Linked DNA regions of Homo sapiens: all the other regions are linked to region 3. The links are chromatin loops, found by intact Hi-C in ENCODE. Cell type or tissue: endothelial cell of umbilical vein. All regions are shown on one strand. Links, peaks and the distances in the headings refer to the core of each region. The heading gives the core; the rest is flanking DNA.

What was found. Peaks named below come from ENCODE experiments on the same cell type or tissue, not always from the same donor. Only the 100,000 strongest peaks of a DNase experiment are listed, where the experiment ranks them.
Region 1: it touches region 3 in a loop (9-fold over the local background); 9 of 110 quality-filtered maps call a loop at or near these places.
Region 2: a loop joins it to region 3, with 12 times the contacts of the local background. A loop is called at or near these places in 25 of 110 quality-filtered maps.

What each region holds. Positions count from the first base shown.
Region 1 is chr14:56,241,395-56,252,572 of GRCh38, reverse strand. The region is part of intron 2 of PELI2 (pellino E3 ubiquitin protein ligase family member 2); the gene reads right to left. Among named protein-coding and RNA genes, the nearest start is that of LINC02284, 64 kb to the left of the region's middle. RefSeq lists an enhancer at 1,503-2,003. In endothelial cell of umbilical vein, for the core only: a CTCF peak has its summit at 4,879 (motif pointing left); a DNase peak (open chromatin) is centred at 4,892.
Region 2 is chr14:55,727,955-55,739,132 of GRCh38, reverse strand. No RefSeq gene overlaps it. Among named protein-coding and RNA genes, the nearest start is that of LINC00520, 63 kb to the left of the region's middle. In endothelial cell of umbilical vein, for the core only: a CTCF peak has its summit at 7,043 (motif pointing left); a DNase peak (open chromatin) is centred at 7,032.
Region 3 is chr14:56,469,594-56,480,771 of GRCh38, reverse strand. No RefSeq gene overlaps it. Among named protein-coding and RNA genes, the nearest start is that of TMEM260, 100 kb to the left of the region's middle. In endothelial cell of umbilical vein, for the core only: a CTCF peak has its summit at 6,151 (motif pointing right); a DNase peak (open chromatin) is centred at 6,161; H3K27me3 peaks cover 154 bases.

The DNA of each region.
Region 1 (11,178 bases), core at 2,053-7,052, 230 kb after region 3:
CCACCCATGTGTCCATGTTCTGAATTCTTTCCTGGCTCAAGGCAACAAACCACAGGTTATTCCCCAGACAAAGAAGGTGTTTCACCAACACTCATCTTACAATACGTTACAGGTTAAATGTGATTTTATATAAATAACTTTACAACTATATTTTCTAAGACTTCTTTCAAAGCTTCTTGATTTGGCAAGTAACAGAATGGGTTACAGTAGTTTACATACAACAGGTGTCCCAGTAAGACATTGTGATATTGATGAACAAGGTATAGGAACACCTCTGCTTTGGGAAATATTACTCTAAAACAGGAGTGTGCTACCATTAGCTATGAAAATAATTTTAAAGGCCTAAACTCCTTTTTATCAAGTCTGGCTACTGTTATAGCACCCTTACCCTAGGCTATGACAACTATATTTACTTGACTATGAATTGTTACCTCCTTACTGCACAATTTCTGGTACAGAGAGCATTCAGTGTTTGCTGAACAAACAAATTATTGAAGCAGAATACCCTATTCTCCCAAGTATCCTAGGTGTCTGAGACATTATTACCCTGTGCTATTGTCAAACTCACCTAATAACAATTCTCAAAGTCCTACATCATAATCCATTTATGCTTCACTATTAAAAAAAAGAATTACGGTGTATACGTTTGGCACCTCAAGCTGTCATGTCAATCTAGATAAGAATCCAAGATGAATACAAATTGAATAGCTAAAACATCCCAAGTGACTACTCTTGATGTGAAGCTTTAACAACTTGTCCTGATATGCTATGCTATGCTAGCTTTAAATAATTAGCACAGCTAACATTTTAGATGTAATGTCCCCCAACATTTATGCTTAGCAGCCTCTTTCCAAGAGTAGTTCGTGTCAAAAACTTGGGTTTTGGACTTGATTTTGCTTACCAATTGCAGAGGCTGCAGGGTATGACGAGACTGAAACAGGGTGTGGAATCAAACAGGGGCTCACAATTACAAGTGCACTACATACCAACCATGAGCACACAAGTGTGTCACTCCACCTCCCTGCATCACAACAATCAACCAACAGGGTAACAATAACGAACTGCTGCAAGGATCAAACAGAATACTCAGCAGAAACTACGGCTGCTTGATCTTAAGTCATTTAAGCTTCGCGTACTAGAACACTTGACTGTAAAGACTCAGCAACTACCCTGCTCGCCTTACAGGATTGTTGCAGGGATAAAATAAAATAAGAAAATAAGCTTGGCTTTTTAAGTTCAAAGTGCTACACAAATATTATGCTACTATCTTCCTAGGAGGATAATTGCATCTGTGAATGGAAGGAGGCAGAAGAAGTAACAATGTCAACTTGGCTCTGAAGGAGCCTCTGCCGATGGCCCTCCCAGGCTGAGCTCCTGCTGCCCGCTGTGAGCAGCTGAGTGCTGGCTACTAATAGCTCACAGACAAACCCTTCTCCAGAGAACTTTCTTTGGCCCACTTAGTCCAGAAATGCCTGGGAGATGGTGCCCCCAGGGGCGGCCTGTAGCTCAGAACCAAGGAAAGAGGGCTGAGCCCCTGCTCAACGTGGGGTGGCTATGTGGCCTCAGAGCTCCCCAGGGGGTCAGGCTGAGGCTAGACTTGGGCTAAGAGCACTCTTTCCCAGCTTCTTCCCTTGCTCTCACTTGCTTCCCTCACCTCCTTCCTGGTTTCTCCTGACAGTACTTCTTCAGTAAATCACTTGCACAGGCTTTCTGTGATGGTTAATACTGAGTGTGAACTTGACTGAAGGATGCAAAGTATTGTTCGGTGGGTGCCTGTGAGGGTGTCGCCAAAGGAGATTAACATTTGAGTCAGCGGATTGAGAGAGGCAGACCCACTCTCAATCTGGATGGGCCCATCTAATCAGCTGCCAGTGCAGCTAGAATAATGCAGGCAGAAGAAAGTGGAATGAGGAGACTTGCTGAGTCTTCTAGTCTTCATATTTCTACCATGCCGCATGCTTCCTGCCCTCGAACATCAGACTCCGAGTTCTTCAGCTTATGGACTCTTGGACTTACATCAGTGGTTTGCCAGAGGCTCTATGGCATTTGGTCACAGACTGAAGGCTGCACTGTCGGCTTCCTTACTTTTGAGGTTTTGGGACTCAGACTGGCTTCCTTGCTCCTCAGCTTGCAGATGGCCTATTGTGGGACTTCACCTTGTGATGATGTGAGTCAATTCCCCTAATAAACTCCCTTTCATCTATTCATCTATCCTATTAGTTCTGTCCCATTAGAGAACCCTAACTAATACACTTTGCTTCTAGAAAACCTCATCTAAGCCACCATATAACTTCTAGTATTGACTTACCTGGCTGAAATCTCACCCCCATCAACAAATAGAAATGTTTCCAGTGTGGCCCAAGCTCTCAGTAGGAACCGTCAGTGCATCAGGCAGTGCTCCACAGGTCCAGCCAGTGCCGATGGCTTTTGGAAATAAGCTTGAAGCCAAAGTTTGGGCAGAAAACATGGCATTACCAGAGGGAGAGGATACAGCCCCATTTGGAGCATCCTCAGTAAGGAGGATAGGGCATTCCAAAACCTACAGGCAAAGGGGACTTCTGCCCCTTAGAGAACACGAGAGAGCACTGATCTTGCTCCCTGTGTGAAACACTTCTCTGATCTAGTCTGTGCACAAAAGTCAAACAGATCTCCCAAAAATGCTCTCCCCACCTCAAAAATATTTCAGTGACATCAAGATTCGCATGACGCATGCTAGGCATGTGTGATCCTTTATTCAGTGACTGAGTCAGGGCACACATTGATGGGACAGAGCAGTGAGAGACACACTCCTGGTGTCAGTCACTCTCAGTCTCTAACCTGAGTTCCCACAGAGCTGAACACACGAGCCACACATTTTGTCAGCCACTTGCTGCCCCAAATGCTGTGTAATTCCTTGTGTGTATTCCCATATTGCCTCCTCAGGGGAACACAAGCCCTTCCTTGTTCATGAGACACACCTGGAGCATGCTCAGTACTGGGGTTACAAAGAACAGTTCTTGTCCCTTAGATACTCACATGGGACTCTGCACCTAATAGTCCCAGAAATATCCGTTGAATTAAACTGACTGCACCTTGGAAGAGTTGAATGGAGGAGGAAGTGGTCTTTGGTGGGGATGCTGAGGCTGCAGGATTTAAATAGGAGGGAAAACGTTATCTGGGGGAGGAGAGGCTTTCACACTGATGTTAACAAACATGTAAATAAGAATAACCAACAATGTGATGAGGGTGGATGGGCAAATGCATGATATATGTAAAGGATGTTAAATGAAAGAGGGAACCATTAATGCCCAGGGCACAGGGCCTTACTTTTCTTCTCTCCCACCCCTATCCCTGCCTGGCACAGAGTAAATGCTCAATACCGCTTGAATTTTAGTGGACGTTAATTCCTTAAGCTTAGAATTCTCATATGTGAATGTTTGGAAACTAAAAGAGACCTGTACCAATCTTTTGAAGCCAATACACACTTCCGAGCATCACATAATCTATATCCCATGGCCAATTCACGGCACCACTATGACAGGGATTACCTGTTAACAGTACTCAAGCCTTTGTGGGAAAGGCCCAACGGAAACACAAACACCAAAACTGGACACAAACTGGGAGAGAAGATGTGCATTTTACTTTTTGAAATGACCATTAACCCTGCTTCCCTGAGACTTCCTAAGAAGAAACATGATATCCTCTACAAGTGGCATGGCAGGAGCAGCCGCAGCACATGGACTGCCCTTCTCATGGCATTCAGCAACCCCCGGGGAGGGTTTTCAACAGCCAAGCCCCAGAATACTAAGGAGCAGCAACAGCCCTCTCGGTGTCTCCTCTGTGCCTGAGCCTGATTAGAGTCACCCCTTTTCTCTACACCTCCCAACCAGCTTCTCATGTTGCAGATTCAAGGCCAAATTCCTGGGCCTGGAATTCAAGACTCCAGGATCCGGCCTCCTCATGGCACCCTTCAGGTCAGCCTCCCCATCCATGCTCCTGCATGCCTTCCTTCTGCTTCCCAACCCTCCATGTTCTCCTGTGCCTCTCCACCAAGGCTCCCTGCCAGCCTGGAGGCTCCTTCTCACAGTCACCCTCAGCAGAACGGTAAGCCACCTCTTGTGTGAAGCTTTCCCTGACTCTCCTGATGATCGGGATGTATCGCTTCTTTTTCTGGGCTGTTTTAATTCTCTGTGCTTCAATTCTTTCAGATTAAAAAAAAAAAGGAATAATGATCTGTATTCTCTCACTTCAGAGTCCTTGATCTTAAAAAGTTAAAGAATAAATTAAAATGTGCGCGAAACTTAATGTTCTCATTATTTACTATGCTCAAAGAAGCCACATATTTGGTCGGCTCATATGACATGTTCGTTGCATAATAGCAGCATGGTAGACGCTGAAAATTATTTTTGGACTGTATTTCACATTTAGGCAACTACTTTTAATGGTTTAAATCAACCCAAATATTCTGAAAATATAGTTTAACTGATTATATTCAATCTGATCGTGCTAAAAAATTGCCAAATGGAGCATCAACACTGGAGCCAGTTACGTGGCAGCTAGCCTAACAAAATCAAAATAGCACTGACACTTTTCCTTCTCTTGGCAATAAAACAGTGGGCATTTTTAGACATTTTTCAGACACTTTCCAAAGTATAGACATCTGTCGTTTATATTTCAAGTTTCTCCAAATATAGAATATAGTGTCATCCTTCCAGACTGGGTAGCAAAGATTACTCACTAAATGACTACTTTCTTAACAAGATTCCATGAAGGCATCTGACAAGGTCTGTCTCGACATTTCTATACATACAATGGAGAAATATAGTTAGAAGATAATACCCAAAGTAGATTTATACCTGGGTGAATGATTATACCTATAAAATCAGTTTCAACATAACAGGAGCCCTCTGGTGGCAACTACAGAATTCTGTCTTGTGTTAATCCATGATTTTCAAGATGTTAACGAAAGTAGGTTGATCACAATTTTTAAAATGAAGCAATACCAAAGACAGTGAATCCACTGATGACAGGGTCAAAATCTACCCAATGACTACATTATAAAAACAGGCCAAATGTAACAAGATAAGGCATTTTTAAAGTGATAAATGTACATTTATATGTGTAGGTTCAGACAATCAACTCTCATGAATAAAGATCTATGCTCAAGCAGTCCCCTGCACCACTATTTCTAACAGCATGCAGACAACCTAAACATCCATCCGTAAGGGGACAGCTAAATAAATTAAGGGGATAGAGTATACTTTGTAGCAACAAAAAGAAAAACTACAGTTGACTGAAATAATAATCGGAAGAATATACACGATAAATCTTGGGTGATAAAAGTAGTTTAAGCATTGTATACAGAGACTGTTCCCATTCCTGTTTTGGTTTTGAAAGAATTCCGTGTGTGTATGTTGATTTTCATACACACATTATGTATGTGTTTGTACATATAATAGCAACATTTGAGCACTTGCTGTGTACCAGACACAATTCTACAGGTCCATTATATTTATTAACTCAATCTTTTCAGAGACACAGGTACACATTCGTATCTCTGTATTTTATTTAGGTACAGAAAGTAAGCAGTAGACCAACAACGTAAAAAGGTACTCTCGTATCACACTACCACATGGTTACTGGGGTGGAGAAGGTTTTTCTTATATATTTCTGTATAGTTTAAAGGTTTTTCAGAAGAATGTAATATTTCTTAAATTCTAAAAAGGAAACGTGGCCAAGATAGTAAGTATGAGAAAAATTGCACAATATAAGTCAATGTATGATGGAATAATTAAATGGGATAGGAGACACAGCGCTGCTACTTCCTAGGTAAATTACCTTGAACAATTTACTTAACTTTTGAGTCTTAGTTTCCCAGCGTACTACAGATAATCAAAACTATTTGCAAAGTAATATGGGTTAAATAAAGTAATGCATAACCATGTCAAGCCCATACTTCCTGGTACACAGTTGGCCTACGTCCGTAAACACTGCTTTTAACAGAGAAACAACACAAAAAAATCACTCTAATCAATACTGGTAGACCACGCTTGTCCTGAAGAGCACTCAAATGCAGAGGCTCGGAGAGGCCAGAAAGGAGAAGGACATGGGAAACACAGGAGGAAGGGTTGAAAGAATTAGTGCAACTTGCCCTGGAAGTGATGTCTTAGGGGAAGATTAGCAGCTTAAGTAGTTATTAACATTAGAGAAAATGTTGACTTTTTCTGTTTGGCTGTGATGGACAGAATCAAAACCAAGGTATAAAAGTTACGGTTAAAGGGAAGGGGGATCAGATTTGAGTGTAAATATATAAACCTTGTAACAGTTACAGCTGTTGAAAATGGTACCAAGTTGCCCAGTAATGGAGTTGTTATTCTTGTCAAGTCATAGCAAACTTTACAACCTCTGTTTGCCCCATGAGAGAAAGTACATGGAGAACGCACCAGGTGCACTCCAGAGGAGATCCATGCTTGCAGAGGAAGGATAAAGTAGATTACTCCTGAAGTCTCCTGTAACTTTAAGATTTATATGATCTATGGCATTCAAAGGCACTCTGCAGTTCGAAAAGTCTATTAGTTTAGTAGCTACAGTCATCTTTCAATGTCCATGGTGGACTGGTTCCAGGACTCCTGCAGATACCAAAATCTGAGGATGCTCAAGTCTCTTACATAAATTGGTATAGTATTTGCATATAATATATGTATTAATACATCCTCCCATATACTTTAAATCATCTCTAGATTACTTACAACATCTAAAACAATGCCAATGCTATGTTAATAGCTATTATGCTTATTGATATACAATACAAAATTTGTATTATTTTTTGTTGTATTGTTATTTTTCCCAAATATTTGTGATCCTCAGTTTGTTGGATCTGCAGATGCAGAACCTGTGGACAGAGAGTTGTAGTATTGCTATTTTGACTAGTAAAACTATCTGGCTATTCTCATTTTTATAGATGAAGAAACAGTTCCCAAAGAAAGAAAATTTGCCTGTATAGAATCACATAAACACCAGGCCAGAATAACAACTCTCCAACCCTTAAGGCATATATTCCAAATTTTGCCAACCAGGAATTCACTTAATGGGCATATTGTAGACATGCAGATAGATAATTATAAAATTAATAATTTTTACATGTTTATCATACATGGTTTTACATGTTTTAGAAAAATATTGATAAAATATATTTTTAAATTAATTTTAAGTATTCCATATCAGCACAATCTTTCATTTGGGTTCAATGACACATTTAGCTTGAGTAATATTCTGGTTCCACATCTAAGCTAATTAATTAATATATTTTCATTAACATCAATTAGAAAATCACAACTCATGCACTGTACAGACTGTTGGTAACTGTTGCAGTGTTTTGTTCTACTAAGGAGTACAGATATTTCCACCAAGGATGAACCCAGATATTATGGAAAAATTTACTAAACGCCTCGCTTGGAATTTATTGGAAACCTAAGTTATCCTTTAAGTCTGGGAGATGCAATGTTTCGAATTAAGAGAAGTGGGAAATAGATTCTTCATTCATTTATTGCTTATATTTACCTCCAGTTGTTACATATGCCCAACATTTATGCTTCCTTGATGAAAATCATACATGCTAGTAAACAGTCAGATCTTAGTGATCCAGTCTCAGCAGTATTATCCAGTTTTAAAAAATTCTATTTCTTATTTCTGTCATTGACCAGGAAGAGACAGATTCAGTCTGAAAAGAGAAAAGCCTATGCAATATGCCATCTGTCTAAGCCAACTGATTATCACAGACATGGTCTTTACTCATATCAAGACCATGAAGAAATATTTTATTTCATACCTTATTCCAAAAAGGTCTCCTCAACAGCTAGCACAACTCAATGGAGAAAAGCTGAGCTATTTAATTGCTGAGAATCTATTTACACAGCCCAGTGGAAAATACACATTCAGTGATGGAGTTTTCATCCTGCTCTTGGTGGAAGAAGTGGAGGGAGGATGAGCATTAGCAGAGTGGCATCTTCCTTGCTGCCTACTCAGCTGGTGCCCTGTCATTAGGAATGTCTGGGAACCTTTTGTTCATTATCAGTGCCTTCCAAATAAACAACAAAAAGAATCTCTCCTGAAGCGAAGGGTTTCAACGACAAAGATTACAGAAAGTCACTGAACATTTCTCCCTCGTGTGTTACACATATTCTAAGGACTGATTCATATTCTACACAGTGAATTCAACAAACTATAAAGTGAAATATTCATTCATGCATGACTGCTTTCCACATTGCATACCCCTGATATTACGTCACATGCAACAGCAGTATTTGATCAACGATTTTGCCAAAAGCTTGTTCCTCTTTCCTTTTGAATATGTTTGCCATCAGTTTGGAGGTTGATGTTGCAAACTTCTCAGCAAATCTACTTTTGCTAGGATGAATGTAACTATGAATGATGCCTCTGAGGTTTTGTTCTATATTCTGGGCCCTTAGTAACAAAATTCATCAGTTTCACCCTGGAAAACACTATTTTGTACTTGATCTGGGAAGACTCAACTGGTTTACTGGAGAGGCCACTGTACTCTGTCTGAAAATGACTCAAAAGCATTGGGGGTTTTATGCCCCTATTTGACAAAGTTTCATAAAAGAGAAAGCACTGGAGACCACGGACAAATAAATCACCTCCCAAGTAAAATTCAATTTTCAGAAAGTCATTATGATACTTTCTATTTACAATTTTTCTTTTTCTGTGACTTGACTAAAATTATCAACCTGAAAGATTAACTGGTCCCTGGATGTTAAGATTCACATTTTATAATGACACTGGGTTTCCCTTCACTATTTATGCTTATGTTATTTTGAGCTGTAGTTTTTCTTATTTTTGTCACTCCTTTTATACTTCAAAGAACCACTTCTGAGGTACTGATCCATTCTTGTGAACTGGATAAAGAAAACAACACAATAATAATGACCCAAAAATGCAAAGGTTAACAAAAGTAAACAAATAACAAACCCCAGTATGCTTACTATGTGCCATGCACTATTTGAAAGATTTCAATTACCTTAACTGATTTACTCTTCACAACAACCTTAGAAGGAGGTAGTATTATCCCCATTTCACAGATAGAGAAACTGAGTTGTGACTTCACTTGCCCAAGATCACAAAGTGCCAGGAACTGGGGCCAGGCGCTTCTCATGCTCTAAACCCTCTCAAACAAGGAGAAAGCCTGCAGAGATCAGTGCCTGTTAGCTCCATCAGGGGCCTCACTGCAATAACGTCATCCCAACCCCCTCACAGCTGGAATCTGCTTAGAGATGTCAACAGCTGGAGGCTCTCAAAAGACACACTCCCAAGTGATGGCTGCCATTCTGCATCTTATATCAAGGGGGAATCACACATTCCCCTGGCAGGTTGGTTCTGTGTTACATGACCTACCAAGTTACTCCCTTCATTTTCTTTTTTCTGTTGTTGTTCTCTGTTTCTAATCAATGGATTAGAAATCAACCAGACAGACATCTAGAAAACTCGCAAATATCTGGAAATCAAATTCGATACTTTAAAATAAGCCACGGATGAAAGGAGTCATAAAAAGGAAGTTAGAAATACATTTATTCAGCTTCAATAGTTTTTGGGGAACAGGTGGTGTTTGGTTACATGGAAAGCTCTTTAGTGGTAATTTCTGGGATTGTGGTGCACCCATCACCTGGGCAGTGTATACTGTACCCAATGTGTAGTCTTTTATCCTTCACTCCCTTTCTCTCTTCCCCCCTGAATCCCCAAAGTCCATTACATCCTTCATATGCATTTGGGTCCTCATAGTTTAGCTCCCACTTACAACTGAGAACATACGATAATTGGTTTTCCATTCCTGAGTTACTTCACTTAGAATAATGGTCTCCAGCTCCATCCAAGTTGCTGCAAATGTCTTCATTTTGTTCCTTTTTATGGCTGAGTAGTATTCCATGGTGTGTATATATACCACATTTTCTTTATCCACTCACTGACTGATGGACATTTAGGCTGGTTCCACATTTTTGCAATTGCAAGTTGTGCCGCTCTAAACATGCATGTGCAAGTGTCTTTTTCATAGAATGACTTCTTTTCCTTTGGGTAGATGCCCAGTAATGGGGTTGCTGGATCAAATGGCAGTTCTACTTTTAGTTCTTTTTGATTACATGTTACTTTTGACCTCCTATTTTACATGATGAGACTTTAGCTTCCTCACACAGACTCTCCTCCCCCAAGCTGCTAATATAAAATAATTTTGTTTTCAATTGATAGTCACTGTTTTCATGGCTACGACTATGGTATATAATGCTCACAGCAGAGTCTGTAGTGCACTATGAGTGTATTTCCTTTCTCAATAACTCTGTTTCTCTTGGAATTATAACTTTGTTCATAGTCTCTTGGTTTTCTACTTTCCTATTACTAATTCATCCCCAAACCTTCTGACACAACTATAAAATCCTCTGTACAGAACCCATGAGGTGGCCACTCAGTTGGTCCTCCTGTTCCCTGGACCCCTCGCACACAGCCATTCCTTCCACAGGCCTCTGCCTACCTGGAAGCTGATTGCTAGGCCATTACAGAGCTCTGTGCCTCTCACCATCCTGGGAATTCCCTTTGCCGCCTTCTTGTGCTGGATCTCGTTTCCTTCATCACTTGTCTTCCTCTTTATTTTGCTCCCTCATTTTAGTGGAGTGTATCCTTATAGCAGCTAAATAGTTTATTTTAGTCCTTATGGATCTAAAATGTCTTAGTTCCACCGTTGTACTTGACTGTTGGGCTAAGTACAGAACCAGGCTGGAACTCATTTACTCATTTCCCCTCAAAAGTAGCGTGCAGCTTTATCATTAGGAATTCCAATGCTATTTGATTCCCGATCGTTTAAATCAAACCTCATTTTCCCCTCTCTGGATATTTTTACTATCTCCCCTTTATCCCTGGTGTTCTGAAATTTCACAATAAAGTGCCCTGGTGTGAGTCATTTAAAAAAATTGTTAATGTAATTCCAACAGAATATATACTCCACAATGGCACGGGTTTTTGTCTGCTTCCCCCCAACTCCTGTGCCTCTAGTGCACTGGACACAGCCTGTCCTCTGGTAGGCCCTCGGCAATACAGGTAGAATAAAAGGCAAAACACTCCTGTACTTGCTGCACCCTTTCTATCTGGAGGTACATCAATTTCATGAATTACTTCTCTATAACTTTCTGCCCACTA
Region 2 (11,178 bases), core at 3,981-8,980, 740 kb after region 3:
TCTCATGCTGTCTTCAAAATCCAGTATGTATTTTACTCCTACCACACATCTCAATTTGTACTAGGCACATTTCAAGTGCTCAGTAGCCACATGGGGCCACCACATTGGACAGCCAAAGTCCAGGCTTAAACAGAGGCTTCCAGTGTGCTCATTTTCTGGTAAGGTAGGAGAAAAGTTATGCTCTGCTATGCCAACACACAGTATAGCCATTATGCTTATGGTCTATTGAGTCAGACTGCTTGGTTCAAATCCTGACTCTACTACTTACTCCTTGTGCCCTGGGAAAATTACCTAACCACCCTGTGCCTCAGGTTCCTCTTCCAGAAAATGGGAGTCATAACTGTAGCTACACTGTGGGAGACTGTATTAGGAGAAAATGAGTTAAGACCCATAAAGGCTGGGGGCGCTGGCTCACGCCTGTAATCCCAACACTTTGGGAGGCCGAGGCGGGCGGATCACAAGGTCAGGAGATCGAGACCATCCTGGCTAACACAGTGAAACCTTGTCTCTACTAAAAATACAAAAACAAAATTAGCCAGGGGTGGTAGCGGGCACCTGTAGTCCCAGCTACTCGGGAGGGTGAGGCAGGAGAATGGCATGAACCCGGGAGGCGGAGCTTGCAGTGAGCCGAGATCGCGCCACAGCACTCCAGCCTGGGTGAAAGGAGACTCCATCTCAAGAAAAAAAAAAAAACCATAAAGCCCTTACAACAATGCCTGCCACACAGTAACTACTCAATAATATTAGCCATTAATGTTTAATTATGTTTATATCTTATAAAGCTATTAGGCCCCACTTGCTGCCCCAAGAGATGGGAGGTAGCTCTAGTCACAATACATTCTGTTGGTAGGATGAAGGTAAAACCAGTATCCATTTTAGAGATGAATTCTGAACATATTCTTTCATGGGCACTGCAAGATATATTTTAGCAAAAAAGATTGGGTCAGGTACAGTGGCTTATGCCTATAATCCCAGCCCTTTGGGAGGCAAAGGCAATTGATCACTTGAGCCCAGGAGTTTGAGACCAGCCTGGCCAATATGGTGAGACCCTGTCTCTATTTATAAAAAATAAAATATAGATAGAGATAGATGATAGATAGATAGATAGATAGATAGATAGATAGATAGATAGATAGATAATTGTGGACATACAAATTATATAGGCTAGCAAAAATTTTTAGGTTCACCTAAAGAAGAAAATTTAGACTCTGCCATAGTACACTCGTCATTTGTGAGAATGGGAAGTACCGGTTTAAATAAAAACCTTTTACAACTTTGTAAAGGTTTTTTATGCATCTCTTTCACCTCTGAAATTCAAGTTCCACTGTATAAGACACACAAGTTGTCTATTTTCCAATCCAGCATGTAAAGCAAATGACATTTACACTGGACTTCCTCCGGCATAAAATCTGCTTGGGAAAGCTGAGGACTCCATAGGTTCCAGCCCTAGTGCTGATACCTTTCTTATCCCTGTTTGCTGTCACCATGGTCTTAGAGCAGAGGAACACCACCTTTGGAGAAGAGCCTGGGTGGGCACAGCATTGCTGACAGGGGCAGCTCTTCGCCTTCTCAGTTCCAGGGGATTCCCACCAAGCTGGGGTAGTTCCAATCCCATTCTAACTCCATGTGGTCTAGGCTGAGAGCCTCAGGGTCAGCCCCACACCCAAGCTTTCTAGGTGTTCTTTTGTCCAGGGATCACAGAGTCCAGTGAGGTCCAGAATCACTAGATCTGTGACCACAAAGGAGTAGGCATGGAGATGAAATGGTGTGTTGCACTTGAACGGGCATCTTTGCAAAGAGGATCATAAAATATGGAAACGCGCCAAAAAAAATCATTGTGCATTGGGCTTCCACAATCACTTCTGTGTGTGTGCATGTGTGCATAAATGTGACTGAGTGACTGAGATGGCCAAAGTGACTTGCAGGGACATGAAATTGAGCCAAAGCCCCCAGTCTGTTGAAACATAGTCATCTGTTTGAAGTTAAGTGTCTACTTACTTAGGAAATAAGAACACAGAAGAAAACAGACAAAGAGTAAACTCTGGCATATTGAACTCTGGGAGCTTCTCTGCCATTCTCTCTTTGAATATTGCCTCTTCCTCATTCTCTCTTTCTACTCAAAATGTGATGTATGGACCAGGTGTGGCTTCACCACCTGGAAGCTTGTTAGAAATGCAAAATAGCTGGCACCTCTCAAGACCTATGGAATCAGAATCAAGAACTCAATGAGACACCTAGGTGAACCATATGCACATTAAAATTTGAAAAGCACTAGTTGATATTCTTTCCTTCTGGAACTTCTATTAAATCTATACGAGTCAGGGTGGCTCATCATATCCCATCACAGAACAACCAGGAGCAGGAGAGTGTGGGGCCTGACTCCTGCTGCTGAAGCTTCCATCTGGGGGAAGGAAAAAGAATTTATCTTCTTAATAGTTTGAAAACTATTACTCAGTCTATGTAACATCTCTTTGGCCACATCATTTTAATACATAAATCAAAATGTATGTATTAGTCTGCTAATAAGACATACCTGCTAATAAGACATACCTGAGACTGGGTAATTTATAAAGGAAAGAGGTTTAATAGACTCACAGTTCAGCATGGCTGGGGAGGCCTCAGAAAACTTACAATCATGGAAGAAGGGGAAGCAAACATGTCTTTCTTCACATGGCAGCAGGAGAGAGAAGAATGAGAGCCAAGTGAGGGGGGTAGCCCCTTATAAAACCATCAGATCTTGTGAGAACTTACTCACTATCACAAGAACAGCATGAGGGTAACCGCTCTATGATTAAACTACCTCCCACTGGGCCCCACCCATGGCATGTGGGGATTATGGGAACTACAATTCAAGATGAGATTTAGGTGAGAACACAGCCAAACCCTATCAGTGGCTAACTGCCATAAGAAACAACCTTAAGATGTCAGTGGCTTAGCAGTGGTTTCTTTCTAATTCATATTCAAACTGAGGCAGCTGAGCAGAGGAAAGGGAGAATTCGTCACTCAGGAAGCCAGAAGAACTTCCATCTTCTCATGAAGGAAGAGAGTATGTGAGAGATTGTAGGAGAGATTGTCCAGGCAAGAGGAAAGTGCTGCTCCTCCTTCCTGCTCATGTCTCATTGGCCAGAACTCAATCACAAGGTCCACCTGACCACAACCAGCTAAGCTGTGTGGTCTAGAAGTGCACCCTGGTAGAAAAGGAGGAACTCAGATACTGGTGACATGAATGTGTTGTGCTTATTCTGTGCTCCATGTCTCAACCTCCTATCCCATATTCCATTTGTCTATCTTTTGGTGCTGTATCCTGGGTGATTTCTTTATCTCTACCTTCCAAATCACTAATTCTCTCTCACATTCAGTCCAGACCAACCTTTGTCAAATGTTTTCTTAAAGGGCCCGGTAGTAAATACTTTAGAGTGTGTGGCCACATCGTCTCTATTCAACTATTCAACTCTGCTATTTGTAGTTCAACAGCAGCCTAAGACAATATGCTAAAGAATGGGCATGGCTGTGGTCTAATAAAACTTTATTTACAAAATCAGGCAGCTGGCCCACAGGCTAGAGTTTGTTGATCCCTGGTCTAGACCACTGCTATGGTTTGAATGTGTGTCCCCTTCAAAATTCATATGGAAATTTAATCCCTATCATGGTGGTATTAAAAGGTGGGGCTTCTAGGGAAACGATGAAGTCAAGAGGGCTCTGGCCTCATGAATGGATTAATGGCCTTACAAAAGAGGCTGCAAAGACAGTTCACCTTCTTGCCCTTCCATCCTTCACCATGCGAGAACATAGTGTTTCTCCCCTTCCAAGGATGAAGCCACAAGGAGCCATCTTGGAAACAAACACCAGGTCCTTGCTATACAACTTGATCTTGAACTCCCAGCCTCCAGAATTGTGAGAAATAAATTTCTGTTCCTTGTAAATTCAGTCTCAGGTATTTTATTAATAGCAGCATAAACATGTTAAGACAGATTTTTATTTTAATTACTTTTTTTTGTTTTCTAAATTTCTATCTCTTGTTCAAATCTGCCTGTTCTTTTTTATAAGGTCTTGTTTTGCTGTATGGATTCTATTTTCCCTTTATTCCTCTGAGTGTTTTAAACATTTATTTTTAAGTTCATTTCACATCACTCTATTATCTGTGATTCCTCTGGGATACTAACTGGTCACCAGGGGAAGTGACCAGCAAACAGCTGAGCCTCACCATATCCCACCACAGACCAACTGGGAGCAGGAGAGTGTGGGGCCTGGCTCCTGCTGCTGAAGCTTCCATCTGCAGGAAGGAAAAAGAATTTCTCTTCTTAATAGTTTGAAAACTAGTCTATGTAATATCTCTTTGGCCATGTCACTTTAATACATAAATCAAAATTTGTAATATCTTTTATCACAAAACAAGCACAAGTAAAGAGTAGCAGTTATTAGCTTATCAAGATGGCTGACACCTCCCAGCTCATACAGATGGTGTTGCACCCTCTGCTTCAACAGGCTCAGTGACTGGGAGACCTCCCTCCAACTCAAAGCACCTATTCTGGGAGGTGCTTAACATCCTTGAGCCTCAATTTCATCATCTATGAAAAAGAGCTAATAATGCCTACCTTACAGAAATGTTATGAAATTTCATTAAAATAATATAAATAACAGTGCTTGACCCAAAGTAGGTACTCAACAAATATTTCCATACGGAAGCACAATCTGATGTCTGTGTCTTATTACTGATGTCACAATCTCATTAAAAATGTCTTATTTATCTTGAACTAAAGATATGTTCTAATTCTGCCCTGTTGACTATGTAGAATGGGTCTAATTCTTCTTCCAAGAAGCTCTCAAATACATGAGGGTGATGTGTCATGCCCTCTTCACCAAACTTTCTCTTCTCTAACCAAATGCCCCCAAGTTCCTCCAACTAAACAAGAATTTCTTGTCTCAAAAGTAACTAGAAGCTCTTGGGCTCTAGTGGCTCCCAAGACGGAGCTCAGCACCAATAACACACCCTTTGCCCCTGGGGATCCCAAACTTGATCTTGTGGATATGGGTAAAGTTCATGATCAGCCAAATGCTTTCTTCATTATACAAAATTCAGGGGAGTGTCTCCATATCCTCTCCCCATTCCCAACACTGATGGCAAACCCTGTTTTGTTTCAAGGAGCCTGTTTTAGGATGAATATGCTCTTCACCATTGAAATCCAGTTCTGAACCTTTGAAGTGACATTTATTGTGGTTTTAGGAAAGGTTCACTGGAGGTGAGAAGTGACAGCTCTGGGTGATAAATCAAATGCAGCTCAGTTTTAATTTAAGGGAAAACCATCATCAAGTCAGCATGGCTCAGGCATCAGCCAGCCCTGGCTGGCAGCTTGTGATTTCTTATGTAAATGGTAAAGAGAACATTGAACGGTGACAATTTCTTCAGCTGCTAGGATGAGCCGTCAGCTTCTGTTCTCTGCTTAAACTTGACATCTTAAACTTCTGGTTAGAGGAGAGTCATGTTAACAAAAACGTTTCAGGACTAATCATAATCATAAAGCCTTTCTTAGAAACAACGGTACTTATACAGCATGTTACACAACACACCTGGTCTGTTTTGCTTCTTCAAAGCAGAATAGTCTAGCTTGGGATAGTCTAGCACTGCCTGTCCAACACAGTAGCCAGTAGCCACATGTGGCCACTAAGTGTTTGAGATCTCGCTAGTTTACATTAAGCTGTGCTAAAATAGAAGTATAAAATATGACACAGAATTTCAAAGATTTCATACAAAAAATGTAAAATATCTTACTCATAATCTTTTATGTTGATTTTATGTTGAAATGATAATATTTTGGATATAATAGATTAACTACTTATTAAAAAGTAATTTCACCTGTTTCTTACTGATGTCACAGTCTCATTAAACATTTTTCCATTGTGGCTGATAGAAAACTTTAAATTACACATGTGGCTCACATTTGTGGCTACCATTATGTTTCTAGTGGACAATGCTGGTCTGAAAGGCAAGGCAGGGAGCTGGAAATCCCATGTTTCTCTAGCTCATCCTCTCGGTGCAGACTCAGAAACAAAGGAGCTTACCATCAGAAGCTATCACGGGTTTTACTGTTTCTTTGTTGGTTAGACTAGAGCAGTGGTCCTCAAACTTCAGTGAACATAAGTGCTATGGACTGAATTGTGTCCTGCCCTGCCCCCCTCAAATTCACATATTGATGCTCTAAATTCCCCCATGTGATTGTTTCGGAGATAAGGCCTTTAAGGAGGGGATTAAAGTTAAATGAATCATAAGGGTGGGGCCCTGATCCAATAGAACTTGTGTCCTTATAAGAAGAGGAAGAGGCCAGGAGCCGTGGCTCAGGTCTATAATCCCAACTCTTTGGGAGGTCAAGGAAGGCAGATCACTTGAGGTCAGGAGTTTGAAACCAGCCTGGCCAACATGGTGAAACTCTGTCTCCACAAAAAATACAAAAATTAGCCAAGCGTGGTGGCATGTGCCTGTAATCCCAACTACTCCAGAGGCTGAGGCATGAGAATCGCCTGAACCTGGGAAGCAGAGGTTGCAGTGAGCTGAGATTGCACCACTGAACTCCAGTCTGGGTAGAGCTTCTCTCCCCAATATATGAGGACACAGCGAGAAGGTGGCCATCTGCCAGCCAGAGGAGAGCCCCCACCAGGAACTGAGCCTTGCAGGAACCTTGATCTTGGACTTTCAGCTTCCAGAACTGAAAAAATAGATGTCTGTTGTTTATGCCACCCAGTCTGTGGTACTTTGTTATGGCAGCCTGAGCAGACTAAGACCATAAGCATCACCTGGTGAATTTGTCAAACACACAAATTCCCAGACCCTCTTCCTGAGAAATACTGATTTTATTGATGTGGGATAGGCCTGGGAATTCACTTTTCTTTAGCAAGCATTGTAGGTACATATATGTGGACCATACTTTGAGATACCCTGGACTACAAGAAACATAATTATCTGGACTCCTTTGGCACTGTTGCCGGCCTGAATTGGACCCCCAATTCTGCCACTCCAGCAGTAGTAGCCAAATTAGTTTGATCATGGGCGCCCCCTTTTGGTAAAGCATTTTTGAGCATGCAACTCACCACACAGCTATACTTAACTGATAAATTACATATGCCCAACTGTAAATCATATACTAAATATTAGTAAAGATTTTTTACATAAAAATAAATACAGAAAAGGAGTTATGCTGTTTTCTTTCTGGGTCCCAGTGGGCCATCTTTAACCTGTGGAAGTCTCTCACTGAACACAAATTACACAGCTTCATATTTCCTTGCCTTTGCATGAGTTCCCATCTGCAATCTGTGCAGTGAGAAAATGCCTATTTATGCCTCAGGATTCAGCTCATAAATCCCTGTGCAGCTCTTTATTCCCCCTCCGTCTCCCACAGGTGGAGTTATTCCTTCTGCCCCTCTGTGCAGCACCTCTGTACTAATGTCACCTCTACTGACTTATCACATTGAATTGTAAGTATTTGTTTAACGTTTCCATTCCTTAAGGACTGTGCTTTATGTATCTCTGTTTCACCTGGGCCTTACACACAGTTCCTGGTACATAATGTTTTGTGTTTCTTTGGTTGGTTTGGTTGGGTTTTGTTTTTTTTCTTTTTTCTTTTCTGTTTGTAACAGGAACAAACCAATGAATGTAAGTGCAATTAACCGATACTTGAAGCAAGCCACCGCCCTTCTATGCACAAGCAAAATCACCCCAGTGCATGTGAAAAATAACCCACATTAAAGGGTGCAGTGCAAAAAGCTATCTAAAGACATACTGGGTTTTAAGTTTGAGTTTACAAAAACATGTATAATTCACACAAGAGCTGAGGATGAAAGCAAACAGCTTAAGCAGCCAACAGCATAAGGAGCAGAGAAGAAGGATTTTTTTTTAACTGATCTTTTTTAATTGTTTAATTGTCTTAAGATCAGGATCCCCTGGCAAAGTCACAATGGATGGTTTGTGAGAGGTCTCAGTACATCTTTGTGAGGCAGGACAAAGATGGATGGGGAACAAGAAAGCTTTTAAGGGCATTACAATTTATTATCTATATCCAGGTCTGCACTGCACAAAATGAAGGAATCATCTGGTCCAAACTCAAAAAATTGTGGCTAAGAGTATCACCTTTTGGAAACACAGACCTGGCTTAGGGTGTATAATAGCAGTGTCCTTCCTCTGCAAGGTCTAAACAGCCTCATTACTTAGGAAATTGTCTTCCCTGTTCCTTCACATATCTCTTACTATCTCAGTCTGTGCTTCTCCTGTGGATTATAAAGGGCTGCCCAGGCTGGAAGAATTTACTGGCACCCTCTCACATGTGCTAGGGTGCAGGCTGATGAAACAAATGCTTTGTCACTTCCCTGTTTACACAAAAGCTTTTTCTCTCAGCAGGAACTTGAAAGAAACTAAGGTGAACATAATCAGTTTATCTTCTTAGACCCACTTAAAAGGATTGACCCTGTGATATACTGGAAAGCAAAATACAAGTCTGTTTATAAATGGCTTTTTAAGGTGATTAACAAGTAACATTAGCAGGTAGAAAGATTTCCATACTGTTTCCCCAAGAGTAGGGTTGCCAAATGTTGCAAATAAAAATATGGAATGCCAGTTAAATTTGAACAGCAGATAGATAATGAATAATTTTGGGGTATAAATATGTCCAAATATTGCGTGCACCCTAAATTTTATCAGGCAACACTACCTCAAAGGGAAAAGGCTGTACATAACCCTTGTGGGGAGAATGTCTTCCCATTGGCTGAAAGGTATATATTAATAAAAACATAGGCCCGAAAGTTGAGATATCTGAGTTCTCTTCTAGATTAGTTTTTCATTAATTCATCAATTCTTCATCCCTAACAGTCTAGTGCCATGTACTAGGTTAATTCCTTAATAATAAAAAAAAAAAAGTTGCTGGAGAGAAACATGGTCCCTGACTTCTTTCAGCTTATAATCCAATGGTGTGACCCTTAGCCTGCCTGTGCCCCATTTTGCCAGCTGTAGAATGAAGCGGTTGATCACCTTGGGTTTATGTTTTGCAGAGTGTATTCTATACTAATAGATATTCCATCAAAGAAGGTTTTTGTGACAAAAAATATAATAAACATTGAGTTAAAAAGTTAATAGCATTTTACTGTAAGTCTTGTCAACATTTTAATGAGCTAATCATCATCATGACCCCTAGATGGTGACTTACTGCAGAACCATCCCTTCGAGGAGCCACTCTGGGGACTAGTGTTCTATGGAACACACTTTGGGAAATGCTGCCCTAAGCCAAGAACTAAAATTCTTTGTAAGTCTGTACTTGCCTTCTTTCCCTTCTCTGCCTAAAATGTTCTTCATCCTTAAAGAGCCAGCCCATATGTTTCCTCCTCTGTGAAGCCTTTCCTTCTGACTTCCCCCCAGTCATCACTCCCCACTGAGAACACATAGGGCATCACAAGGCAGAGACATTTGTCTGGTTCAGTTCTACATCCCAGCACCAAGCAATAGGCCTGGTCAGTACAGTGAGTTATGCCAGCAAATATGCTTTCTCATGAATAAGTAAGCGAATTAACACACACTGCCAACCAAGTTACCCTGTCCCCTGCCTTCCCATAGCACTTTTTTTGGTTGTAATATAATTATTTAATTCCTACCCTCTTTATACTGGAAATATTTTGAGGACAGCAAAGAAACATTATTAATTTTTCCATCCCTAGTAAATAAGCTCAGTCCCTGGCACATGCCTTGCTCTCTATAAACGACAATAAATAGCATTTACTGCATCACTCTTTACCAGGTACTCACATGAATTATTTTATTTCATCTTCACAACAATCTCATGGAAGGCATTATAGCAGATATTGTGGATTGGCTTGATCATCCTCCATACTAGAAAGCTGAAAACTATTTCCCAAATTCCTTTGGAGCTCAGGCTTTGCATATAGATTAGGTTTCATAAGTTATAAGTATTTGCATGAGTTTGGGAAGGTGAAAATGAGGCAGAGGCCACTTCTTGCCCCTTTTAGAAATTTCATTCTGGCAAGCAAGGGTGTGGAGATGTGATCCTTTTCTGCAGCAGGACTGCAGTCCTTCTCCAGCTTCCTGGGCATTTAAAGCAGAACCAGTAGCAATACAACATTTCAGCTGTGTTTTTAAACTCACCAGTTCCCATCGTGCTGGCTTCAGAGGTACAGCTCCCCTAGTACGTCAGTTCTGTGATAGGGAATCACTGCTCCTCCAGCCCTTTCAGCAACTGTGTAAGTATATAGTTCCTTGTATTAAATCCCTTTCTGCTAAAACACCTAGAAGAGTTTTAGTTTCTTGTACTAAACCCTTGCTGAGACAGAAATTACTATCATTATCCTTTCTCCAGAAGAGAAAACTAAAGTATAGAGAGATTAATTTATTTCCCCCAAGGTACCAAGTGGCAGAGCCAAGATTTGAACCCAAAGGCCATATCCTTTTGTTATCCTCCTCTCAACAAGATCACACAGGGCAGGGTTGCCAGTAGAACTCAAGAAGGAAAAACTGCCTTCATTTACCAGCCAACCACTACTTAAAATTACTAGTAAAATGTAAAACTGTTTTTACATTTATGAATTATGGCATATCCACCTATGGAATATTATGCAGACATTAAAAATAAAGTTGTATAAAACCATAATAAAAGAATATGGTGTAGAGCTCTATGTTAATAAATTTGAAAGCCTAGATAAAAATTTTCTAGGGAAATATTTATCAAAATTCAAAGAAGTAATATAGGAAAAGAATGATCGATAACTTTGATAGCAATTGTATAAGTTGCAAATAGTTGCCCCTGCAAAAAAAAAAAAAAAAAACACCTAACATAAGTGGATCCATGGATGAATCCTTCTAAATTTTCAAGGAACTGATCATTCCAATGCTACCTGTTTCAGAGCATAGAGAAAGAAATAAAGCTTTCCAGTTCTTTTCAGAAAACCTAAATACCAATGACTTAAAACCCAGCAAAACCTTAACAAAGAGAATCCAGCAATATATTAAAAGGGTAATATGTTTAAAGTTCATATGGAACCAAAAAAGAGCCCATATTGCCAAGACAATCCTAAGCCAAAAGAACAAAGCTGGAGGCATCACGCTACCTGACTTCAAACTATACTACAAGGCTACAGTAACCAAAACAGAATGATACTGGTACCAAAACAGAGATATAGACCAATGGA
Region 3 (11,178 bases), core at 3,620-8,619:
TAATTGCTTCAAAATTCACTGTGCTCCTTTTCAAGTGTGAAGTCCAGGGAATGGACAGGATGCTGTAGTCCAGAAATGGACAGAAGATGTCATATGGTAAGATGTCAGAAAGATCTTCACGATTTTCTCTTTCGATGTGTTATGTCTCATCACACACAAAGTGTGAAAACACTTCCTAAATTAGACAAGTAACAATTTATATCAAGAAAAATATTGTCTTATCCTATAAAATGAATAAGTGGCAGGTAAGTATGGTTCAATATGTGTCTACTGATATTAATAATGTCCAGTTGAGTTGAAATATGTAGGAAAGTCTTTGAGGGAAGGAAATACTTTCCTGACTCTAAATGGCCTTTTGCTTGTCATATTTACTTGGATGTCCAACAGAGATTAACTCTTTATGTGGATGTGATGGTAGATTTCACTTTTAAATCAAACAATTAGCAAAAAAAAAAAAAAAAAAAAAAAAAACCATACAGGAATGGAGGCAAAAGCTTCCAAAGTCCAAACAAATGCCATGTAAACATTCCATGATCTACTTTTACTTTTAGATGGTAGATCATGTGTTGAGAATTTACATGAGTTAGCATCAGAAAGTATCACAAGCCCATTGTACACCATCTTTCCCAAGTTTCACAATACGTGGGAAATTAACATTTGGGTTGCCATTTTTTAAATTAAAAGTATGATGGCTTTTTGCTGACCCAGATGATCCCTTGTCTACTTTCATCAAAGGCACAGTGTGAGAGAGTAGAGATTTTACTATATTGTCTATTTCTCCAAAAAGGCCTCACCTAGCACTGGCCTTCTCATCAGGATGGGTTAGCTCCTTGCTAAATGTTAACTGCGGACCAGCAGAATCGACATCAGCTTCATCAGAGGAGCTTGTAAGAAATGCAGAACCTCATGGCACACTCCAGACTTATTGAATCAGAATCTACATTTTAACACGTTCTCCATGTGATTTATACGAACATTAATGTTTGAGAAGCACTGGGTTAATTGACGATTAAGAAATATAGTGCATCTGTTTGCCCTACTCTCCATCTGTTGCCCAACACACACACACACACACACACACACACACACACACACACATGCACACACACACTCTTTGGGTTTAAAATTAAAGAGCAGACTGGTCAAAATCATGCAAAATCATGAATTTGCAGGATTTAACTGCTGAATGCAATACTAAAAATCATGTAGTCACAACCCTTCAAATGGCAGAGATTAGTAAACATCTCCCACTATTCATTCTCCCCTTCTGCCCTGTAGTAATAGAACTCTCCAAGGTTTATCTGAGCACACCACACAACAAGACAGTGCATTTCCCTAGCTCCTTTACAGCTAAGAATCGCCATGCTATTAAATTTGAATCAATGAGATATGAGCACAAGAGACACATTCAACTTCCAGTCAGTTCCTCAGCAAAGTAGCAGCTTTTCACAAGCTTTCCTTTTTCTGATGGCTGGGAAGCAGCAACAGCTACAGTAGATACCTTGGGCTCAGAGATAGAAGTCACACACTGAGAATAACAGAGCTACTAGCCATCCCAGGTCAATAGATGACCTTCTGTAACAGAGCAGCCCAACTATCCCAGAATGCCAGATCAGCCTGGGACATGGAAGGGAAATTAAGCTCTCTCTCATCCTACCCATTGAAGTCACTGTGATTTTAAGTCTCTTGATGGCAGCTTAGCCTTTGTGCTCTGATTGATTACTTCACAAGTGAGGAACTGAGGCCCAGAAACTGTATGACTTATGGTGAAAATATCACTTACGAATGTAAAAATAAGCCAGTGGAAAATATTTAAAGATTTTTAGGCCAGGCATTGTGACTTACACCTATAATCCCAGCACTTTGGGAGGCCAAAGAAGAAGGATGACTTGGGGCCAGAAGTTCAAGTCTAGCCTAGGCAACATGGCAAGACCCCCCTCCATTGCTACAAAAAATAACAAATTAGCCAGGCATGGTGGTGCATGCCTGTACTCCCAGCTACTTGGGAGGCCAAGGCAGGAGGATTGCTTGAGCCCAGGAGGTCAAAGCTGAAGTGAACTATGATCACACCACTACACTCCAGCCTGGGTAACAGAACAAGAACTTGCCTCAAATAAATAAATAAATAAAATTAAAGATTTTTAAAAATGTATACTCAATTTTATAATGAAGACATTTTAAATGTTTTGAGGCCAGATGTGATAGAACACTGGCTTTCCTGACTAAGCTTCTTGGCTTGGAGGTTTTCTCTTAGCTACCTCTGAGGGATATGCATACTTGTTTATCACACAGCAGCTACTTGGATGAATGAATAAATAAAAGGATAAAGTGAACTCTGTTTTTACTAAACCACCAGGTTAAAAAAATTTTTTTGGCTTCTGCTTATTTTGAAGAATGTAATCTTAAAGTGCATCTTAAGTTGACCACTTGACCCATCTGCCACCATGAAACAAAGCGACAACCAATAAAGGGTTTCAAATAGGCACAGTTTTCATAGTTTTTTGAGTTTTCCTTTCGAGTAGATACATGGGTGGGTGGGGGGAGTAGTTATAGATCTATGTGTTTGCATTGGGTTAGGACTAGAGTTCAGCGTTATTTTTTTCCTCTTTGGTTTGTGGTCATGCCTTAATAGTCATTAAACCAAAGTCATAAAGACGGTTGAAGATACAGGACACGGTATTGCCAACATGAGGATAGTTTATTGGCTCCATGGTTCAGTCACTTTTGAATTCAGATAATGTTTGACCAGCAGACTTCTTAACAGATTTTCTAGAATCCTATTTCTATCATTACAAGTTAAATTGTCACTTTGCTATACAAAGATCCACACCTAGTCACCCAGTTATATTTATCCAATGATAAAAAAACAAAACGCGACTATATGAGATCATTTTAAAATAAAAAAGTAATGAAACACTAAACAATCACTCCAGGTTGTCTGTAACCATAATAATTCATCATAAGGTTGCCCCACAAGGAAGGATTGCATGCATAGACGTTTAAGCAATATGTAGACTTATAACTTTTATTTTTCTGTTTGCTAATAGTGCCTATAACTGAAACAATGAATTATAATATTGACAGGGACTCAATGAATCCAATACAAAGTTGTCTAAAACTATCAAAATGATATAAATTTAATGTAAACAGAACCACTTAAAATATTTTAAACACATGATAAAAGTCTGTAAACAATTCATATCTCTAGTTTAATTTTTGCATTAATAAGTCATATTCCCAAATCCAATTAAAGTCTCCTGTTTACAGAGTGGTTCTCAATCTTGGCTGCGTATTAAAATTATCCAGGGAGTGTTAAAGATCCCAAAGTTTAGGCCAAACTCAAGAAATTCCATCAGGATCTCTAGGGGGTGGGACCTCAACATCAGTATTTTCACCTTTGGTTGTAGTAGGGATGTTGATTGGGTCAACAGGTGTAAACTATTAACCAAGGGTGACAGATGTTCATTCAGAATAAAGGGACACCAGATGTTCACCAGGCATTGCTTTCCAAGAGCTATTATTTTCCATCTGAAACACATTTGCCTTCATCAGCTCTTTCATGTCTCTTTCACCAAAGTCACCAAGAGGATTTAGTGCACTCGAAGTAGAGGGACTTTTTTTTTTTTTTTTTTTTTTTTGAGGGCTTTTCTGAAAAGCTAAGCCTGAGAGAAATGAATAGTTTCTTATCCTCTACATAGAACTCCCATTTAGCTCATTGACCTGCAGAAAGGTTTTAAAATAGCCAGGTGATGTTTTAAGCGGGTGCCTTGTATCCTATGTTAGTCTTCCCAAATGACCAATCCAATCCAGCAGGTTTTCCCATTTCTCCTTGAGCTCAGACATTTTATCCCTAATCTGTCAGCACAGGAAATTGTGAGCAGGTATTTTATTTCATGCAAGAGCCAGGAAAAACACAGAGGTGGTGTAGCTCACTGCTTTGAATATGTGTTCAGTGGGACTGGAAAATTTTCCCTAAAACAAAATTGTTCTATCTCTGGTGAGCAAGGCTACCCCACACTGAGGACCAAAGATAGCATCCGATCCTCAATATGCTTCTGTGTGAAAATGAAAATGAGCAATATTTTTAGTAAAATTAGTAAAAAGTACATGCAATATAGCTTCTAAATATAACATCATCCACATAGCTGTTCAACTGCTTTGTTTAGTTTTCTCAGTCATACATGGCAGAGCAAACTACAAAACATCATTTTCCTTGACATGCCCATCCAGAACCAATTGTTTAAAACTGGATGTTTAAATTTGGGCATTTAGAATTATTAAATCACCAGGAGCTGAACTGTAGTGAATTGTAAAGAAAGGTAAGAACGTGGCTAATCAAAGTCCTCTTCAATTCAATAGGTATTTGCTGACAACCTAATATATACCAGGCATGTGTGTGGAATGAAAGGGTTTCTCTTTCAGCTGCAGCATTTCCCCATTATGCTGAAAGGGCTAATTTCAAACTGATGATGAACCTCTGTTTCTTCAAACAGATGATGAACCTCTTTGTTTCATGGTTTTTGTTTTCATGAGTTATCCAACAATTTCACTTTCCTGAAACCAGATTCTGCTACAGACGCCCCTCAAGGACTCCAAGGTATATCTGTTCTTTTAAACAGGTCTATGTATTGCTCAAATACCTATCAGACTTCTCATGGGACAATCCAAATTTTTCATCTCTCTGGCTTCCTTTGTTTAAAGAAGTTAACATTGCCACGATTCTTGGTTGTTATATTCTATTATCTAGCTTACAATATACAAAGACTCCCTGGCATTACAGCTATTTCAAAGAGGTCATATTTTCAATTTTGTAAATTTTCCAAATGAATATCATTTGAAATATTTAGTTTAAAACGATGCTAGCTTTCTGAGAACCTGTCATAATTTTCCCAGTATAGCCTTAACACAAAATATGTTAGAGCAAAATAAAATCTCTTTAAATCTTTCATTTCAGAAAATGACCTTCAATGCAGTCCATAAGCATTTATTGAGTACTGTGGGAGATCCTAAGATTGAAATACAATTTTTTTGCAACTAGGGCCTTATAATTTTAATGGAGAACCAAAATATAAAGATATGTATGTATGTGTGTATATGTGTGTGTATATATATATATACACACATATATGTATATATATACATATATATACATATATATGTATATATATACATATATACATATATATGTATATATATACACATATATGTGTATATATATACATATATATGTATGTGTATATATATACATATATATATATGTGTGTGTATATATATATATATATATATTTTTTTTTTTTTTTTTTTCTTTTTTGAGACAGAGTCTTACTTTGTTGCCCAGGCTGGAGTGCAGCAGTGTGATCTCGGCTCACTGCAACCTCCATCTCCACCTCCTGGGCTCAGGTAATCCTTCCACCTCATCCTCTCAAGTAGCTGGGATTACAGAGATGCGCCACCACGTCTGGCTAATTTTTGTATTTTTTTGTAGACAACTATTAGCGTGCTTTTGCCATGTTAGCCAAGCTGGTCCTGAACTCCTGGCCTCAAGTGATCTGCCCGCTTTGGCCTTCCAAAGTGCTGGGATTACAGGCATTAGCCACCATTCCCGGCCTGTATTTATATATTTTAAGGGATTAAGATAGCAATGAAAAGTAATTTTCATGGGCCTTCCAGGGAAGGGGAGGGTGAGAGGAAAGAAGAGAGGAGAGAGAGAGACAAAGTTTGGGGTAGGTGTCCACAAGCAAGTAGGAACTTAGAGTCTTCCTGAAGTCATCTACTTTGCAGGGGAAGGGTCTTAATAATGATAATGTTAATAATAATAACTAATGTCTATTTGGTGTCTGTACACTGCACGTCCTGATATTAAATTGTTGTTCACTTACTGTTCGCTTAGAATATTCACATAAAAAAATATTTATTAAGCTTTACCATGGTGCTGGGATACAGAAGAAAGAGTGGATAGAAGATAGCTATGCAAATAAAGAAAGAAACATATAATAGAAGTAGGCACCGAGTGTGGCCATGTATTTCCTCTTAAGTGGCAACACGTTCTTGCATTTTTACACAAAGCTAGAACTCATTGATACTCAGAGGCTGTAATGAGAATTTCTACGGAATGTAGCTTTTATCTCTGCAGTATTAACTTTGGTCAAAAGATGGCAGCAAAGTTCAGCTAGCTCTTCGGAAACCACTTCTCAAAAGTGAGGGGAGAAGGGAGTAACTATTCACATCTTTTACAGGTTAATGGGCAAGTTGGGGAAAGGTTGTCTTGCCGCCTACACATGAAATTGTTTTCGAATTGTATATCACAATATTTATTAAACATTAAAATATCACAAGTTCAATGTAAGCCAGGTTATAATATTCAAATTATATTTATTCATTCACTTGTTAATTTACAAATGTAAATATTCATTAATTTCCCAAATGTTTTAGTACCTGCTAGGCATTAGCACTACACTGAGAGCTGATGATACTTGTCGACCAGAATATACACAGTTCCAGCTCTCATTGAACATAGGGCCTAGAGTGGGAATGATATTAAAAAGATAAATAAAGAAATGAACTTGTAATTAATTATTCATAGAATGTAATTACCTGTGGTAATTATATTGTATTTTTTCAGTTTCCTAGTACTTGAGAGTAACAGAAAATACTCAAGCATTTATTTTTCAATTGCTTGACTAATTATTCAGTTGCCTAGGACAGTACCTGGCACAAAGTAGGTGCTTAGTAAAGAGCTGTTAAGTGAGTGAAGGAGTGTAATTACAAATCTGAGATACACATGTCCAGAACATGACTGGAGACAAGTTTCTAATGAAGGAACATGACCTGGGTCTGGGAAAGTGATGTAGGTCTGAAGGATGAGTAGGAGGTAACTAGATGGCTGTGTATGTGTGTGGATTGGAGGTGGGGAGTCTCTGGGCATACAGTAGACCATGAGTAAAGGCCCTGTGACGATGGTGGTTGTGGGGTAGGGAGGGGGTGGAGAGGAGGCATGGGAACATGTCTTGCTACAGGGAACTAAAAGACCAGTGCGGCCTCAGCACAGGGAGTCAGGGGGTTGAACAGTGATGCACAACATAGACTTTGGTGTAAAGAATGAGTAGGAGAGGGACGAGAGTGGATTTGGGTAGAACAGGTGGGAAGCTGTTGCAGTCCAGGTGAGAGATGGTGGTAGCTTAGACTAGGGGGTGGGCTAATGGAGTGGGAAGTTGTCAAAGTCACCCGATGGGAGCACATGATTATATACAGACTATAGAGTGTGAGGGAGAGAGGAGCTCCAAGGATTACTGACTTGTGCAATGGGGTGTGGTAGAAAGGAAATTCTGGAGGAAAACCAATTTGGGGGAGGAGGGAAGATCCTAAGTTCTATCTGAAACATTCTGAGAATTTGAGACATCCTAGTAGAAATATTAAGTCCATAATTACATTGAAGGGACAGAGCACAGAGAGGTCTGGAGTGGAAATTGATTTGGGAGCCATTGGCATGTAGATGACATTTGAAAAGAAAAGGCCTGGTTGAATCCACATATGAAGAGAGTATAGGGAAAGAAATGGGGACTAAGACTAGCCTTGGGGAACTCACACTAGGTGCCTGGTGGAGAAGGATGGCGGCAAACAAAACAGAAGTAGCCAGAGAAGAAAAGAGGAGAGCCAGGAAAGAGTGTGTGAGTGCAATGGACAGAACTCTGGACACAGGAAGACCTTTCTCATGTTCTGAGAAAGGTTGGCATCTCCATCCTCCACCACAGTCCTTCCATCCAGCCTGTTCATTCACCCATTTAACTGTGGCCCTTGCTAGCTCCAACACAAATGTCCTTGGCTCTTGGTAGAGCCAGTCCCAGGAAGATAATGTATTTTGAGCCACCAAAACTATAGATCATGGCAAATAGAGAGCAAAGAATAATGACATGGACATTGGTGGAAGAATTTATTTACAGTTCCAAAGAAAAAGACCACTGGACTAAGAGTTAGGAAGCCAGAGATCCAATCTGAGCTCCCCCACTGGCCTGCTGTGCCAGTTTAGGGATTTCTCTGGCTATGCTTTATTTCAGTGTTATCATCATTAAATTTCAGGGCAGGAGACTGTGGTGGGTGGGTGGGCAAAGAGAAGGAAGAAAGTAAGAGAAAATAATACACACTCTGCATAATAATAAGCTCCTTATAAAGATCTTATGAGATCAGGTGTCTAAAAGTGCCTTGGAAAACATATAACATCAAATACTTTCCTATATGATAAAAGAATTTTAAAAATACTCTCATAAAAATGGAACCATGCAATTGATAAATCTGGAGAGTTTCCAGGCATTTATTCCTAAAAAGCTGTGTGAATGCCTTTTATCTCTTTCTATCCTGCTGCTAGCACCATATCCTTTTCTAACTAAAAATGAAAAAAACGAAATAAAGAAAAAAACTTCTAAAATCTGTTATTGATGCAAGGAAAAGGATACATATAGATTTTTAACAATATAGATTCAGGACCACCCAAGCTAATGGATTCCAGGCCAGACAGCAAAAACAAAAGGATTACCACTAAACCCTCCAAACTGTTTTAAAAGCTGGGGAGGATAAGTGATGGGAACATGGCGGGCTAGAGGTACCAGGCACCAGACCCTCCACCAAGAAGGACCAAAACAGCAAGAAGATAACCATACCTCGAACAGAACTTCAAGAGAGAACCCCAGAATTGAGCAAGAGAGTGACAGAGCACTTCTGAGGCTTGTAAGGAGAGGGGAGCGAAGCATCCTGAAGCCAAGAGAAATTCCCAATGGCAGGCGAAAGATAAGTGAGAGATCCAAAGTGGTCCACATTCCCACAGTGAACTCTGCAATCCTGGCTATGGGAAAGCCCTTAGGCCCCTGTGGGCCCTGAGACTAGTATGGGAGCTGCTTGGAGGCCACATAACGGCATTGTTCTGCGGGGGGATTTTGTGCTGGGTCCCAATCCCCCTCCCCTACCCAAGCAGTTGCAGCACAATAATATTTTGAGAGCGCAGCCCTCACCAGACTCCATCCTGTCCTGGCTGCTCACAGCCCCTGCATCTCCATATTCCCAGCGCCACACTGGGATCTCTCATGTCCACCTGAGAGCTACAGTACTGCAACTGTGGTGAGTCCCAGTGGCACAGCTCTGTACCCAGCAGTCTGGTCAACACAGTGTCCTACCCCCCAGAGAACAGGTGCAGTGCACCACGGAGGCTGCCCCTGGGACCAAGGGAGCCAAAATGTGTGCCCCCCAGAGCCTGAGAGCCTCCTGCCCTAGGCTGCGGTACTGACACCAACCCTAGCCCCTCCAGGAGCAGAGCCACCACACTTCTGCACAAGCTGTCAGGATGCCTGGGGATTGGCCCGCCCCAGCTACTACCACCAGCTCCCATGCACATGCCATCTGGGGTCCTGGGGATAGGCTCACCTGCTGCCGCTACTGGAGCTTGCACACACTGTCCAGGGACAGGCCCATCCTACCCGCTGCTGCACCCCTGGACCATGCTCACCCAGCCTGCTGCTGCCGCTGCCAGCTCCCATCCGGGGACCTGGTGACTGGTCTGCTCAGCCTGCTGCCACCACTGCTGGCACCCATGTGAGTGACCCAGGGGCCTGAAGGTTGGCCCCCCACTGCTACTGCCACTGCTGACGCCATATGCACATCTCCCAGGCGCCTGAGAACACACCTTCCCAGCCCACCACTGCAATTGCCTGCACCTAAGCAAGCCGCCTGGAGGCACAAGGATGTGCCTGCCTGGACCTGCCACTGCCAGTGCCAGCATACACCTCCCAGGCCTCCAAGGACTGGCACACCAGGCCTGCCACTGCCACCACTGGTTCCTAAAGACTGGCCCACATGTCATCCCCATCCCCAGCAAAGCTTTGCCTCAGGCTCCACTGCAGCCTAAACCACTGAGAAAATCACAGAAGTCACTGAGGCGGATTATAGCCAAAGAAATCATACAGAGACTATAGTATTGCACCCACCCAGAATCAAAGCCAAAGCACCCTGGCTGACCAACCTTGTAGAAAGCTCTTTCCCTGTGAAAGCCTATCCGTAAAACTGGGAGCAGTGCTGTCACACCAGATGTGAAGATATCACCCTAAGGAAACAAGAAGCATGAAAAAGCAAGGAAACATGACACCTCCAAAGGAACACAATAATTCTCTAGCAGCAGATCTTACAGAGAAGGAAATCTATGAAATCCTTGAAAAAGAATTCCAAATATTGATATTAAAGAAACTCAATGAGCTATGATAAACACTAGATACGAGAGAAGGGGCTTCAGTGGCTGACTGGAGGCACCAAGCACTGGCTTCCTCCACAAAGAAGAAATAAAACGGCAAGTAAGTAATTACTCTCTCAATAGAGCATCTGAGAGAGAACCTTGGAATTCAACAGAGAAGTGACAGGACACACCTAAGGCAAGGAAGGAGAGGGAAGGGAGGCAGTCTGCTCTGCTAGGATCAGCTAGGAGCCCAAGAGTGAGGAACCTACTGTGAGGAAAGGGTAGAAGAGATCCTCAGTGGTCCACCTCACTACTGCCAACTCCTGCAATCCTAGACAAAGAAGAGCCCCACTCCATCCTCACGGATCCTGACACTAACACAGGGAGCTAGCTGCCTGCAGACGGGGCTATGGCATTGGTCCAGCAAGGTAGCTCACGCTGGCTCCCACACACCACCCAAGACCTAAGCAAAAAATACATGGTGCCATTTTGAGAGCCCAGCCCTCACCAGACTACATCCTGCCCTGGGGCCAAAGAGGCTTGCACCTCCCCATCCCTGGAGTTCCATTGACACCCTGTGCCTGCAGCAGCTGCTGTTGCTGGCTGCTGCAATGGGGGCTAAAGTGAAAGCCACTGATAGCAACCTCAGCACCCCTGGCAGGGGGGCTGTCACACATTTGCAAGTTCCCTGAGGACAGAGTCCCCCATGGGCAGCCATTGCTGCCAAGTGCCTAAGCAAGTCCCACTTGCAGTGACCCCATTCCACCTTGGTTAAATTTGCTTTTGTTGCTTGTGTTTTTGAGATCTTAGCTATAAAATCTCTGTCTAGACCAATGTCCTAAAGTGGGTCTGCTGTTTTCTACTGGAAGTTTTATCATTTGGGATCTTACATTTAAGTCTTTAATCCATCTTGAATTGATTTTTGTGTATGATGAAAGATAGGGGTCCAGTTTCGTTTTTCTGTA